2 separate regions of the Homo sapiens genome follow, and region 2 is linked to region 1. Evidence: chromatin contacts called from ENCODE Hi-C or POLR2A ChIA-PET data. All regions are on one chromosome and are shown on one strand. Each heading gives the region's core, a stretch centred on a gene start or an enhancer-like site at or near the end of the contact. The rest is flanking DNA. Distances are from core to core; before and after follow the strand shown. Region 1 holds the start of NDUFAB1 (NADH:ubiquinone oxidoreductase subunit AB1). Region 2 has its middle 15 kb from the start of ERN2.

Region 1 (6,939 bases), core at 3,328-5,827:
GCACTCCAGCCTGGGCAACAGAGCGAGACTCTAATTAAAAAAAAAGGAAGCTAAAAAAAAAAAAATTTAAGGGATATGTTCCAGGTGCTATTATGGAAGCTCAAGGCTGAGCAGTTTGGACAACCCAGGAGTCCCAGAAAAACTTCATGGGAGATGGCAATTTAGCTGAGCCTTGCGGGATAAGTAGGTCAAAGCAGAAGCAACGGATATTCTGGGCAGAAAGGACAGCCTGGCCAAAATGGTGAAACCCAGTCTCTACTAAAAATACAAAAATTAGCCGGGAGTGGTGGCAGGCGCCTATAGTCTCAGCTACTCGGGAGGTTGAGGCAGAGAATCGCTTGAACCCAGGAGGCAGAGGTTGCAGTGAGCCAAGATCGCACCATTGCACTCCAGCCTGGGCGACAGAGCGAGACTCTGTCTCAAACAATGACAAAAAGAAAAAGTGTAACTGTAGGGGTGGGTTGCCCCTCCACACCTGTGGGTGTTTCTCGTAAGGTGGAATGAGAGACTTAGGAAAGAAAAAGACACAGAGACAAAGTATAGAGAAAGAAATAAGGGGACCCGGGGAACCAGCGTTCAGCATATGGAGGATCCCGCCAGCCTCTGAGTTCCCTTAGTATTTATTTATCATTCATGGGTGTTTCTCGAAGAGGGGGATGTGTCAGGGTCACAAGACAATTGTGGGGAGAGGGTCAGCAGACAAACACGTGAACAAAGGTCTTTGCATCATAGACAATGTAAAGGATTAAGTGCTGTGCTTTTAGATATGCATACACATAAACATCTCAATGCTTTACAAAGCAGTATTGCTGCCCGCAGGTCCCACCTCCAGCCCTAAGGCGGTTTTTCCCTATCTCAGTAGATGGAGCATACAATCGGGTTTTATACCGAGACATTCCATTGCCCAGGGACAGGCAGGAGACAGATGCCTTCCTCTTGTCTCAACTGCAAGAGGCATTCCTTCCTCTTTTACTAATCCTCCTCAGCACAGACCCTTTACGGGTGTCGGGCTGGGGGACGGTCAGGTCTTTCCCTTCCCACGAGGCCATATTTCAGACTATCACATGGGGAGAAACCTTGGACAATACCTGGCTTTCCTAGGCAGAGGTCCCTGTGGCCTTCCGCAGTTTTTGTGTCCCTGGGTACTTGAGATTAGGGAGTAGTGATGACTCTTAAGGAGCATGCTGCCTTCAAGCATCTGTTTAACAAAGCACATCTTGCACCGCCCTTAATCCATTCAACTCTGAGTTGACACAGCACATGTTTCAGAGAGCACGGGGTTGGGGGTAAGGTCACAGAATCTCAAGGCAGAAGAATTTTTCTTAGTACATAACAAAATGGAGTCTCCTATGTCTACTTCTTTCTACACAGACACAGTAACAATCTGATCTCTCTTGCTTTTCCCCACATGTAACAGCTTGTCTATGAAAGGTAGGAGGAATGGTATTAGAGATCTATAAAGGGTCAGCGGAGGGTCCTCTTACTTTGTTTTTAGGCTAAGAGGAACTTTGATGTGTTTATGGGTTCAGGAGAAAGAGCCAGAAGAGAGACCTTTGAGATGTAGGGAAGAAGAGCTAACTGGTGGTATAAGGTCCCATTGGGAATAAGAGGGGATGAGACTACCGTGCAAATGGGCTGGCAGAGGGAGCGATCATGGTGGGTTGGTGGGATAGTTTGTGCTGGGAAGCTGACAGCTTTTATGCTTATCCATCCTTTGATGGGAATGTTACTGAAAAGCACCGGTGTTGTCTTTTAACTCTTCCTCATCTGCTAAGGATGTGATCTTAATATTGGGACTTTTACCCTACAGGCCATGTAGGCTGATATTTTGTCTTTATTTGTTTGCTGAAGGGAAAAGTAGCTCTCCCAAATTATTTAAATAAGAGATGATTTGTTATGTTTTACCAAAAGGATTAAATGTAACACTGAGGCCGGGTGCAGTGGCTCACGCCTGTAATCCCAGCACTTTGGGAGGCCGAGGCGGGCAGATCATGAGGTCAGGAGTTTGAGACCACCCTGGCTAACACGGTGAAACCCCATCTCTATAAATACATACATACATACATATATACATACATACGTGTAACACTGAAAGACTAGATAGGTCATGGGAAGAGATGGCCCCAATTGTGAACTTAGTAGGATTAGGTTCTTCCTAAGCTAAGAGCTACATTTTTTTGGGAAACAGAGTCTCACTCTGTTGCCCAGGCTGGAGTGTAGTGGTGTGATCATAGCTCACTGCAGCCTTGACCTCCTGGGCTCAATTGGTCCTCCCACCTCAGCTTCCCAAGCAGCTGGGACCACAGACATGCATCACCATGCCTGGCTAATTTTTTAAATTTTTTATGGAGACAAGGTCTCCCTGTGTTGCCTAGGTTGATCTCAAACTCCTGGGCTCAAGCGATCCACCTCCCTTGGCCTCCCAAAGTGCTGGGATTACGGAGGTGAGCCACTGAACCAGGCTTGCCTGTCTGGCTTGCTCACAGTTGCAGCCTCAACAATTAGTACGTAACAGATACTCAATTTTTTTTTGAGACTTTTTTGAGATGGAGCTTCACTCTTGTTGCCCAGGCTAGAGTGCAATGGCGCGATCTCAGCTCCCTGCAACCTCTACCTCCCGGGTTCAAGCAATTCTCCTGTCTCAGCTTCCTGCCTCCTGAGTAGCTGGGATTACAGTCACCTGCCACCACACCCAGCTAATTTTTGTATTTTTAGTAGAGACGGGGTTTCACCATGTTGTCCAGGTTGGTCTCAAACTCCTGACATCAGGTGATCCACCTGCCTCAGCCTCCCAAAATGCTGGGATTACAGGTTTGACCCACCATGCCTGGCCCCCAGACACTCGAGTTTTAAAGGAATGCTATAATAAATAGAAATTATTTTACAACAGTGGGATGAAACTATGTTTTTTTTGTTTTCGTTTTTTTTTTTTGAGATGGAGTCTTGCTCTTTTGCCAGCCTGGAGTGCAGTGGCGCAATCTCGGCTCACTGCAACCTCTGCCTCCCAAGTTCAAGCGATTCTCCTGCCTCAGCCTCCTGAGTATCTGGGACTACAGGCGCGCACCACCACACCCAACTAATTTTTGTATTTTTAGTAGAAATGGGGTTTCACCATGTTGACCAGGATTGTCTCGATCTCTTGACCTCGTGATCCACCCACCTTGGCCTCCCAAAGTGCTGGGATTACAGGTATGAGCCACCGCGCCTGGCAGCATACCATTACATTTTATTTTACTTGGATTTAACAAAAATAAAAAGAAATTGAGGTAAAACTGGTGACATTATTGGATCATTCATTCAGGCAGATTTCAGAATTTGGAGTCATTATCCCGTGTGTTTCCATTTCAGTCAATATCCTTTAGCTCCCTGCTTAGAAATAGGAATTAGCCTTCTTAAACTCCTCCCTCGCTTACCTATTTTTGTTAGCTATTGTAAGGAACATGGCTGTGCTTTGGTCAAGGATAGGCCAAGGTAAGATGTTTACATCCTGCGTGACTCAGCAAGTTTAGACAGAGGCGTATAACTCCACTTGTTATCACAGCCATGTAGGCATAACATGGGAAGGTCATCACTTGGCTCTAAGCCACTATTTTCTGTAAAAGGTATAATTGCCCTGCTGATACTGTACAGGCGTTCGTGCCCAGAGAAAGAGAGAGCCAGAGCTGTCAGTCTTTGCAGACAGACAGGGGGAGCCAGATCACAGCTGAGAGAGAGTTAAGCTGCTGACCCTGAAGGCAAGGGAGAGCCAGCCTCGCAGTTGTGTGGGGGAGCCATGGGACTAAGCAGCTGAGACAAGGCAGACAGTGTGAGAGAACTAGTGTAAGTAAGCTGCTGATGAGAGCTGCTGCTGAATAAAATCATCTTTCACCTGCCTACCGTCCCCTGAGTGTTCTTTCAGCTATCTGTTCATCCACCCACTCCCCTCAGACCTCGATATGGGCTGGAACCTGGCTGTGGGCATGACAGTTGGCATAGTCGTGGACCTGACAGCTATATTATACACTGTCAAGTTTTAAAACATGTATATTGTTTTAATCGTAATTCTCACATTTATTAGTCTTAGGTATTGAAATTGATTATTTTTTCACATTATTATATATATTTTTTTACCTATTCAATAAATGTTAATACTTGTGGAAGAATTGTGGAATCAAAACTTTGTCCTTTTTTTCTTTTAATCTTTTTTGTAATAGAGACGGAGTCTTGCCGTGTTGGCCAGGTTGGTCTTGAACTCCTGAGCTCAAACAGTCCTGCCACCTTGGCCTCCCAAAGTGCTAGGATTAAAGGCGTCAGCCACCGCACCCGGCCCCAAACGTTTAAACAGATGTATTTCAGAACTTTCAGATAAAAAATGAAAGTAGGTTTCTCGTGCCGTGTCGTTTAGGGAAAGACGGCGACGTCTGCACAGTTTAGTTGTGACACCAAGCAGTTGTTCGTCCCCGAACCTGGATGGGCTCCGAGGGCGCAGTGCCTCCAGGAGCCGCCAGGGGCCGCCACCGCCGGCGGTGCCCGACAGCGCTGCCGTGTGCGTCGCCTGCGCGCCGCCGGAAAGGAACCCTGGTCCGGAGGCGGCGGCGCAGTGCATCCTGGGTTGGCGTAGCCATGGCGTCTCGTGTCCTTTCAGCCTATGTCAGCCGCCTGCCCGCGGCCTTTGCGCCGCTGCCCCGGGTCCGGATGCTGGCCGTGGCCCGGCCTCTCAGCACCGCTCTCTGCTCCGCGGGGACCCAGACGAGGCTCGGGACTTTGCAGCCGGCCTTAGTGCTCGCGCAGGTGACTCGTGGTGACTTTGCTGCCGCTTGGCAAGGGTCAGGGATTGGGCCCGGTGGGGGTGGGGGCCGGGCATCCGGGGCGCGCCAGCTGCAGGCAGGGGTGACCCGGGGGGCAGCCGGCTCGCTCCGCAGCCCCGCTGCCTAAAGGTGTTTAGTTGACCCCTGACGGGAGGCCGGGTGACCTCGTAATAACGAGCAAGAGCACTGACTCGAGTCCAGCACTGCTGGGCTGCCGCTTACCGAAACTTTGGACAAGTCTCCTAGCCTGGCTCACACTCACCTGCAAAATTGGGATCCTGGTCTCTACCTTGCGGAGTAGCAATGAGGATTAGATGAGTTAATGCGGCTAGAGCACCTCGTACGGTCTCAAAATAGCGGTCACCGTATTGTAGTGAAAGCAGCATGCAAAGAGGCAGCCACACTGGCCTACAGCCTTCTCCAGAGCGGTTTTCTCTCTGCAGTTCTGTCCTTACTCTTCCCTGCAGCACCTTCTGCCTGTGTCCAGGACTCCTGGAAGTAATTCTAGGAAACAAGCCAAGTGACCTTTGACCAATAAGGATTTGAATTGCGCGGGTCCACTTATATGCGGATTTTTTTTCAACCAAACGCGACCAGTATTTACGGGATGTGCCGCCCCGCGTATAAGGAGGGCAGGCTCTTCCTATAAGCGGATTCTGCAAGGCTGACTGCGGGACGTGAGTGTGCGGGGATTTGGGTATAGTCGGGGGTCCTGGAACCAATCTGCGCAAATACCAAGGAACGACTGTACCTGTAGTATATAGCTTGAGCTGATGAAATCTGCGTGAGGCTGAAACGCCGGGAGGCAGTGATTTCGGTGTTGTTGTTGTTGTTTTTGAGACAGAGTCTCGCTCTGTCACCCAGGCTGTAATGCAGTGGCGTGATCTCAGCTCACTGCAACCTCCGGCTAACGGCAACCTCCGCCTCTCAGGTTCAAGCAATTCTCCTCCCTCAGCCCCCCCGAGTATTTGGGACTACAGGCGCCCGCCACCATGCCCGGCTAAGTTTTGTATTTTTAGTGGAGACGGGGTTTCATCATATTGGCCAGGTTGGTCTTGAACTCCCGACCTCGCAATCCACCCGCCTCGGCCTCCCAAAGTGCTGGGATTACAGGCGTGAACCACCGCGCCCTGCCTTTTTTTTGTTGTTTTCTAAGTTCTCCAGATGACTCTGAAGTGCAGTTGGGAATAAAAATAACCGTCTTAAGGTAGGATAGACTCCCAAGGTCAAGTTATGAAACCCCTTTTCAAAGTCATAGACTTCAGGTAATAGTGGTTTCAACCTTGACTGCATGTTAGTGTGAAAAATAAGTGTGTCTGGCCAGGCGTGGTGGCTCACGCCTGTAATCCCAGCACTTTGGGAGGCCGAGGCGGGCGAATCGCTTGAGCCCAGGAGTTTGAGACCCTCCTAGGCAACATGGTGGAACCCCGTCTCTACAAAAAATACAGAAATTAGGCCGGGCGCGGTGGCTTATGCCTGTAATCCCAGCACTTTGGGATGCCGAGGCGGGCGGATCACGAGGTCAGGCGATCGAGACCATTCTGGCTAACACAGTGAAACCCCGTCTCTACTAAACATACAAAAAATTATCCGGGCGTGGTGGCACGCGCCTGTAGTCCCAGCTACTCAGGAGGCTGAGGTGGGAGGATCGATTGAACCCAGGAGGCAGAGGTTTTAGGGAGCTGAGATGATGCCACTGCACTCCAGTCTGGGAGGCAGACCGTCTTAAATAAGCCAGCCAGCCCGTGCCAGATCGACAGAATCTAGAAGTGAGTACTAGGCGACTATTTTTAGAAGTCATCAAGTGTTTCTTTTGTGAAGCCAGTGTTGCTGTTCACTGACAGTGTAATGGATTCATTCATTGGGCACTGCCCTGTTGGCTGTATCAAAAGGTGAAAAGTGTCACCTTGAAATTAAGGGTTAAAGGCCAGGCGCGATGGCTCACGCCTGTAATCCCAGCAGTTTGGGAGGCCGAGACGGGCGGATCACGAGGTCAGGAGATGGAGACCATCCTGGCTAACACGGTGAAACCCCGTCTCTACTAAAAATACAAAATAATTAGCCGGGCGTGGTGGCGGGCGCCTGTAGTCCCAGCTACTCGGGAGGCTGAGGCAGGAGAATGGCATGAACCCGGGAGGCAGAGCTTTCAGTG
Region 2 (6,939 bases), core at 1,975-4,474, 130 kb before region 1:
CTGTTCCCTGGGTGTTGCATCTCCCCACTCAGAGAATAATATTTTATCACACTTAGACTGGTAGTTCTCCAACTCTAGGATGCATCAGAATGGCCTGGAGGATTTGCTAAGGCACAAATGGCTGGTTCCTGACTCAATAGATCTGGGGTGGGACCAGGAATTTGTAATAAGTTCCCAGGCTGTGCACCAGAAACAACTCCCAGCCCTCATTAGCCAGAAGAGAAATGATTTGCAGAAATTTAGCCCACTTGAGATAAAAGCTTATTCTCAAGTACAAGCTCAAGCTCAGGAAGTTGTTTGATGCTCCTAGGTTTTCTTCTCAAAGCCTGGGCATCCAGGACATTTTTTTTATTTTATTTTATTTTATCTTTACTTTTATTTTTTGAGATGGAGTCTCGCTCTGTTGCCCAGGCTCAAGCACAGTGGTGCGATCTCAGCTCACTGCAATCTCCACCTCCTGGGTTCAAGCAATTGTCCCGCCTCAGCCTCCTGAGTAGCTGGGATTACAGGTGCCCGCCACCATGCCAAGCTAATTTTTTTTTTTTTTTGAGACAGAATCTTGCTCTTGTCGCCCAGGCTGGAGTGCAATGGCACGATTTGGCTCACTGCAACCTCTGCCTCCTGAGTTCAAGCAATTCTCCTACCTCAGCCTCCTGAGTAACTGGGATTACAGGCACACGCCACCACACCCAGCTAATTTCTGTATTTTTAGTAGAGACGGGGTTTCTCCATGTTGCCCAGGCTGGTGTCGAACCTCTGACCTCGTGATCCACCCGCCTCGGCCTCTCAAAGTGCTGGGATTACAGGCATGAGTCACTGCACCCAGCCTAATTTTTGTATTTTTAATAGAGATGGGGTTTCGCCATGTTGGCCAGGCTAGTCTCAAACTCCTGACCTCAAGTGATCCATCCACCTTGGCCTCCCAAAGTGCTGGGATTACAGGCATGAGGCACCACATCCCGCCAAACCAGGGTATTTTAGCTTGATTCCTCTGGAAGCAAAGCCTGAGATAGGGCTTCCGATGCATAGGGTTTATTCATTTATTTCTTCTGGAAACAAATATAAGGGAGAAAAGGGAAACAGGGTGAGGCAGGGAGAGAGATGGAGCAAAGATGTGGTCTCAGGAAAAGTCTAGCCTTGGTCTGATCAGTGAGGGTTTGTAGGGCATAGGCTATAGTGCAGAAAGGTTCTTCCTGGAGAACAGGGGCGGGGCTTTTCTGAGGACCACAGGATTGGGTAGCTTCCAGGAGAGGCAGCTTGCATCATCCCAGGGCAATGTTCTGAGGAAGGGAGACGGCTATGGGCTGTAAACAGCCAACACTCACTGCAGCTGGGAAATGGGGGTGGGATCCCACTGTGTCTACTACGCAAGGCAACTTATTTGACTCTGCAGAGATTCTGCTCAATGGGGTGGTTGCTCAGCAAGCTTGAGGCTGAGATGCAAGGTTTTGCTTGTTTTAGTAATTAGGTTTTCTTTTTCTTTTCTTTTGCGGCAAGATCTCTGTCACCCAAGTTGGTGTGCAGTGGTGTGATCACAGCTCACTGCAGCCTCGACTGCCTGGGCTCAAGCAATCCTCCCGCCTTAGCCTCCCGAGTAGGTGAGACCACAGACATGTAGAACCATGGTTTGATTTTTTGTAGAGTGGAGGTCTCACTGTGTTGCCCAGGCTGGTCTCGAATGCCTGGGCTCAAGCAGTCCACCTGCCTCAGCCTCCCAAAGTGCTGGGATTACAGGCATGATCCACTACACCCAGCCAGGTTTTCTTTTCAATGTTTGTATATTTTATTAAGAAAATTAAACAAAAGCATTGTGTATGAAATCCCTCATATTTTTACCATAAGGGCATAAATCCATGTATCCGCTTCTTCATTGGTTTTTAACCTTTTATTTGAGTATCACTTATGATGTACTAGTAGACTTTTAACAACTGGCTCTGCAAGTGTAGCTCTGACATGCATATTTGTTGATATTTTTGTTTACATAAACAACTAGGAAGAGAAAAATGAAAAGAAGATTTTTTTGGAACTTTACTCATTTTTCAATGACAAAAGGAAATTCTTTGTTGAATCAGATAATAGATTTCAAACACAAGGAGAATATTTCCTTGATTTTTTGTCATTAACAGACACAACACTTCTAAAAAATATTTTCGGCCGGGTGCGGTGGCTCATGCCTGTAATCCCAGCACTTTGGGAGGCCGAGGCGGGAGGATCACCTGAGGTCAAGAATTCAAGACCAGCCTGGCCAACATGGTGAAACCCCGTCTCTACTGAAAATACAAAAATTAGCCAGGCGTAATGGTGCATGCCTGTAATTCCAGCTACTCAGGAGGCTGAGGCAGGAGAATCGCTTGAACCCAGGAGGCGGAGGTTGTAGTGAGCCAAGATAGCGCCACTGCACTCCAGCCTGGGAGACAGAGTGAGACCCTGTCTCAAAAAAAAAAAAAAAAAAAAAGTTTAGGGGGTCAACAAAATATAAATCAAGCCCCAACTTGTAGCATCTGCTGACTTCCACGGCAGAAATACTTGCACCATAACTGATTCCAAAATGGTAATGTGATGTCACTGGAATGGAGTTGGGATATGATTCTGTGTAACCCACCATTACATAGTAATAGTATTTCCACCATACAGATACCATAGATAGAAAGAATCCCAAGTGTGCTCAGAAGCAACAGTAAAAGAATTAGAAAATATATTTTGAGTATTTATTACTTTTGTCTTTAATATAATGTATTTAATTGTAAGTGTGTATACGTTAATTGTTAATGATGTCTGGACAGGGTGGCATGCGCCTGTAGTCCCAGCTACTGGACTTGGGAGGCTGAGATGGGAGGATCGTTTGAACCGGGGAGGTGAAGGTTGCAGTAAGACAAGATCGCGCCACTGCACTCCAGTCTGGACGGCAGAATGCAACTGTCTTTAAATCAATCAGTCAATAAAGTGTTCATGCCCCCTGCATCTGTATCAAGAAACATAATGCAGTTAGATCCCCCAGGAGCCTCCCTCAAGCCTCCGCCGAGTTACTACCCTGTTTCTTCCCCACTCTCCCTTCTCCGTGGGTAACCAATACTTGCAACAGCTTGGAACCCTTGGCTTGCTTTTGTCATTCCAATGGAATCATGAGCCTGCAGTTTGAAATGTTACCATTAGAGGCCTCTCGTGAGGCAAAACAGAAATCTGCAGGACTCCGCCTCTGAAACCCAGTCCCGCAGGACTTCTGGCCTTCTTCCGACGTTAAGGAGATGGTTACTCATGCCCGGGGCTGGGAGGAGAAAGTGAAATGACTGAGCTCTGTGCGTGGGTGAGCTCTTGGAGGAGATATGAGGCCACGAGGTTCCCTGGGGGAGATAAAGGGACCAGCTTTGGCCTTAAACCCCAGTGTGGGCCGGGAGCGGTGGCTCATGCCTGTAATCCCAGCACTTTGGGAGGCCGAGGCGGGCGGATCACCTGAGGTCAGGAGTTCAAGACCAGCCTGGCTAACATGGTGAAACCCCGTCTCTACTAAAAATACAAAAAAAGAAAAATTAGTCGGGCGTGGTGGCGGCCATCTGTATCGGGAGGCTGAGGCAGAAGAATCGCTTGAACTTGGGAGGCGGAGGTTGCAGTGAGCCGAGATCGCGCCATTGCACTGCAGCCTGGGCAACAAGAGTGAAACTCCGTCTCAAAAAAACAACAGGCCAGGCGCAGTGGCTCACGCCTGTAATCCCAGCACTTTGGGAGGCCGAGGCGGGCGGATCATGAGGTCAGGAGGTTCAAGACCAGCCCGGCCAACAAGGTAAAACCCCGTCTCTACTAAAAATACAAAAAAAATTGGCCGAGCGTGGTGGCGGGCTCCTGTAATCCCAGCTACTTGGGAGGCTGAGGCAGGAGAATCGCTTGAACCCGGGAGGCGGAGGTTGCAGTGAGCCGAGATCGCGCCATTGCACTACTCCTGTCTGGGCAAAAAGAGCGAAACTCCGTCTCAAAAAAAAAAAAACAAAAAACAAAAAACCCAGTGTGTCGTGCCAGTGCATTAGCATAGCCCAAATGAGCACCAAGGAGTGTTTCTGCCCAGGCAACAGGACCGCTTACCAATGGCTCCTTTATTTGAAGCCTAAACCTTAATCGGCTCATTAGTTCACACCACCATGATCTAGAAGAAGCAAACCATGGGAAAACATCAAGGGGAAAATAGGAGGAAGGAAATAGAACATAGAGATTAAGCTCGCAGACTCAGGAGTCCAACAGACCTAAGTTTGAATCACAGCCGCATCACTTACTAGCTTTGTAAACTTGGACAAATTACTTAACCTCTATGAAACTTAGTTTGCTCATCTGTGAAATGGAGACAAGAAAACCTTCCTTGAAAATTACTTAGCAATTAAGTAAATCACATATGTGCAGCAACAGTGACTCTTTTGAGGAGGATAAAAGGAAGACCCTCATTTTGTTTCCAAAGACATTCCAATCCACTGAATTTATGATGTGCAGAACTGGCAGGGTATGTGAACATGGGAATTAAAACTGCTCCAGGCCAGGAGTGGTGGCTCACGCCTGTAATCCCAACACTTTGGGAGGCTGAGGCAGGAGGATTGCTGATTTCTTGAGGCTGGGAGCTCGAGACCGGCCTGGGCACACTTGAGCCTGGGAGACAGAGAGAGACACTGTCCCCAAAGTTGTTTTTTAAAAAACATTTCTGCATAATAATATAAACAGCTCTTTCATTTGGTCAAGGACATATATGCAAATCAGTGCATACATGCATATCACATAGATACATCCAACTTTATATAAATGGGATACATAATGAGAGTATTTTCTATTTTTTAGTAGCTTTTTTCTTTCTTTTTTGCTGGTTTTATTCCTTCATTAGTATAACACTCCCTCCAGCCTACCACAAAACCCCTGTTAACAAACCAGTATATTACATTCTGTATTTTTCTCCATGCTCATATAAAATAACTTACAAACATATTGCAAAGTTTTACAAAAATAAGTTCCTATAAGGTTGTTTTCTCATCTTGCAATTCTCAATGTGACTCAAAGAAATTCTTCCAAGTCAATGACTGTAACTCTATTTTTTTTTTTTTTTTTGAGACAGGGACTCGCTCTGTCACTCAGGCTGGAGTGCAGTAACACAAACACAGCTCACTGCAGCCTTGACCTCCTGGGCTCAAGCAATCCTCCTGCCTCAGCCTCCCACGTAACTGGGACCACAGATGCATGCCACCACACCTGGCTAATTTTTTAAATTTTTTGTAGAGACAGGGTATCACTGTGTTGCCTAGGCTGGTCTCAAACTCCTGGGCACAAGTAATCCTCTCTCCCCAGCCTCCCAAAGTGTTGGGATTATAGGCATGAGCCACCACGCCCAGCCTCATATATATGTGTGTGTGTGTGTGTGTGTGTGTGTGTGTGTGTGTGTGTGTGTGTATATATATATATATATATATATATATATATATATATATATATATTCTTTTTGAGACAGAATCTCACTCTGTTGCCCAGGCTGGACTGCAGTGGCACGATCTCAGCTCACTGCAACTTCTGCCTCCCAGGTTCAAGCAATTCTCCTGCCTCAGCCTCCCAAGTAGCTGGGATTACAGCCACCAGCCACCATACCTGGCTAATTTTGTATTTTTAGTGGAGACGGGGTTTCACCATATTGGCCAGGCTGGTCTCGAAGTCCTGACCTCAGGTGATCCGCCCACCTTGGCCTCCCAAAGTGCTGGGATTACAGGCATGAGCCACTGAGCCTGGCCTCTAATATATTATTTTTAATAGCTGCATAATACTCCAAATTGCAGATGTTATATAGTTCAGTCAACTATTTCTTATTTATTTATTTATTTAGAGACAGAATCTCACTCTGTTGCCCAGGCTGGAGTGCAGTAGTGCAATCTCGGCTCACTGCAACTTCTGCCTTCCGGGTTCAAGTGATTCTTGCCTCAGCCTCCCAAATAGCTGAGACTACAGGTGTGCGCTACCACACCTGGCTAATTTTGTTTTGATTTTTGTTTTAGTAGCGACAGGGTTTCAGCATGTTGGCCAGGCTGGTCTCGAACTCCTGGCCTCAAGTGATCCATCCACAATGGCCTTTAGTCAGCTATTTCTCAACTGAAGGATACTTTCATTGTTTCCACTTGTTTGTCACTAAGAACAATGCTACAGTAAGCACATTGATATTTCTACCATTATAAACCTGGTGCTTTTATTTTTATCCCCGAGAGTGGGGTTTCCAGGTCAAAGGAGTTATGTATTGGCTGAGGCAGGAGTATTGCTTGAGGCCAGGAGTTCGAGTTTCTTGCCTGGACAATATAGCAAGATCCCCATCTCTACAAAACATTTTTTAAAAAACAAAAACAAAATAACCAAATAAGTCTGTAACAATTTACATTTCCACTAGTACCACGTGTGACTGTGCTCTTCTCTGACTGCAATAGGTTTAGCCTTCTTTTTTGTTTGTTTGGGTTTCCTTTTCTTGTTCTTGTTCTTTTTACTAATTTGTTTATTTTTTTTTAGACAATATCTTGCTCTGTCGTCCGGGCTGGAGTGTAGTGACGCAATCATAGCTCACTGCAACCTTAAACTCCTGGATTCAAGTGATCCTCCTGCTTCAGCCTCCTGTGTAGCTGGGACTACAGGCACACGCCACCAAGCTCGGCTAATTTTTTTCTTCTTTTCTTTATCTTATGGACATTTTCAAACATTTTGAATGCAAACAGAATAGTATGATGAACCTCCAAAAACGCATGGCTCAGCTTCAGCAATTTTCAATATTCTTTTATTCCCGCAGACTTCTTTTTAATTTTTGCAAATTTATGGGCATAAAGTGATATACTTGCTGTTACTTTTTTAATCTTGTTTTTACATTTCTCTGACTGCTAGTGATTTTGAGCACATTTTCACATGTGTGGAATTGATATTATGTAAGAGCCTATTCATAGACTTTGC

Evidence for each region. Hi-C counts contacts between places; a loop is a spot of excess contacts on that map. ChIA-PET counts read pairs that join two places held with the same protein, here RNA polymerase II (POLR2A). Pooled maps may share reads with other maps.
Region 2: a loop to region 1 is called in a pooled map, with 7 times the contacts of the local background. The contact joins the enhancer-like site here to the promoter of NDUFAB1 in region 1. A Hi-C loop is called at or near these places in 1 of 37 single-sample maps with no recorded cell type and 6 of 50 pooled maps. POLR2A ChIA-PET finds 5 or more read pairs at or near these places in 2 of 52 experiments (GM12878 and OCI-LY7).

The regions. Positions count from the first base shown.
Region 1 is chr16:23,593,954-23,600,892 of GRCh38, reverse strand. It overlaps NDUFAB1 (NADH:ubiquinone oxidoreductase subunit AB1), which reads left to right and starts at 4,577. Exons shown (of 5, transcript NM_005003.3): 1 at 4,577-4,770. The coding sequence starts at 4,603. RefSeq lists silencers at 4,830-4,919, 6,665-6,841.
Region 2 is chr16:23,724,261-23,731,199 of GRCh38, reverse strand. No RefSeq gene overlaps it. Among named protein-coding and RNA genes, the nearest start is that of ERN2, 15 kb to the right of the region's middle. RefSeq lists an enhancer at 1,068-1,999. Within about 2 kb of position 3,224, at least 2 of the 41 ENCODE cell types and tissues checked have a DNase peak (open chromatin) inside an H3K27ac peak, as active enhancers do.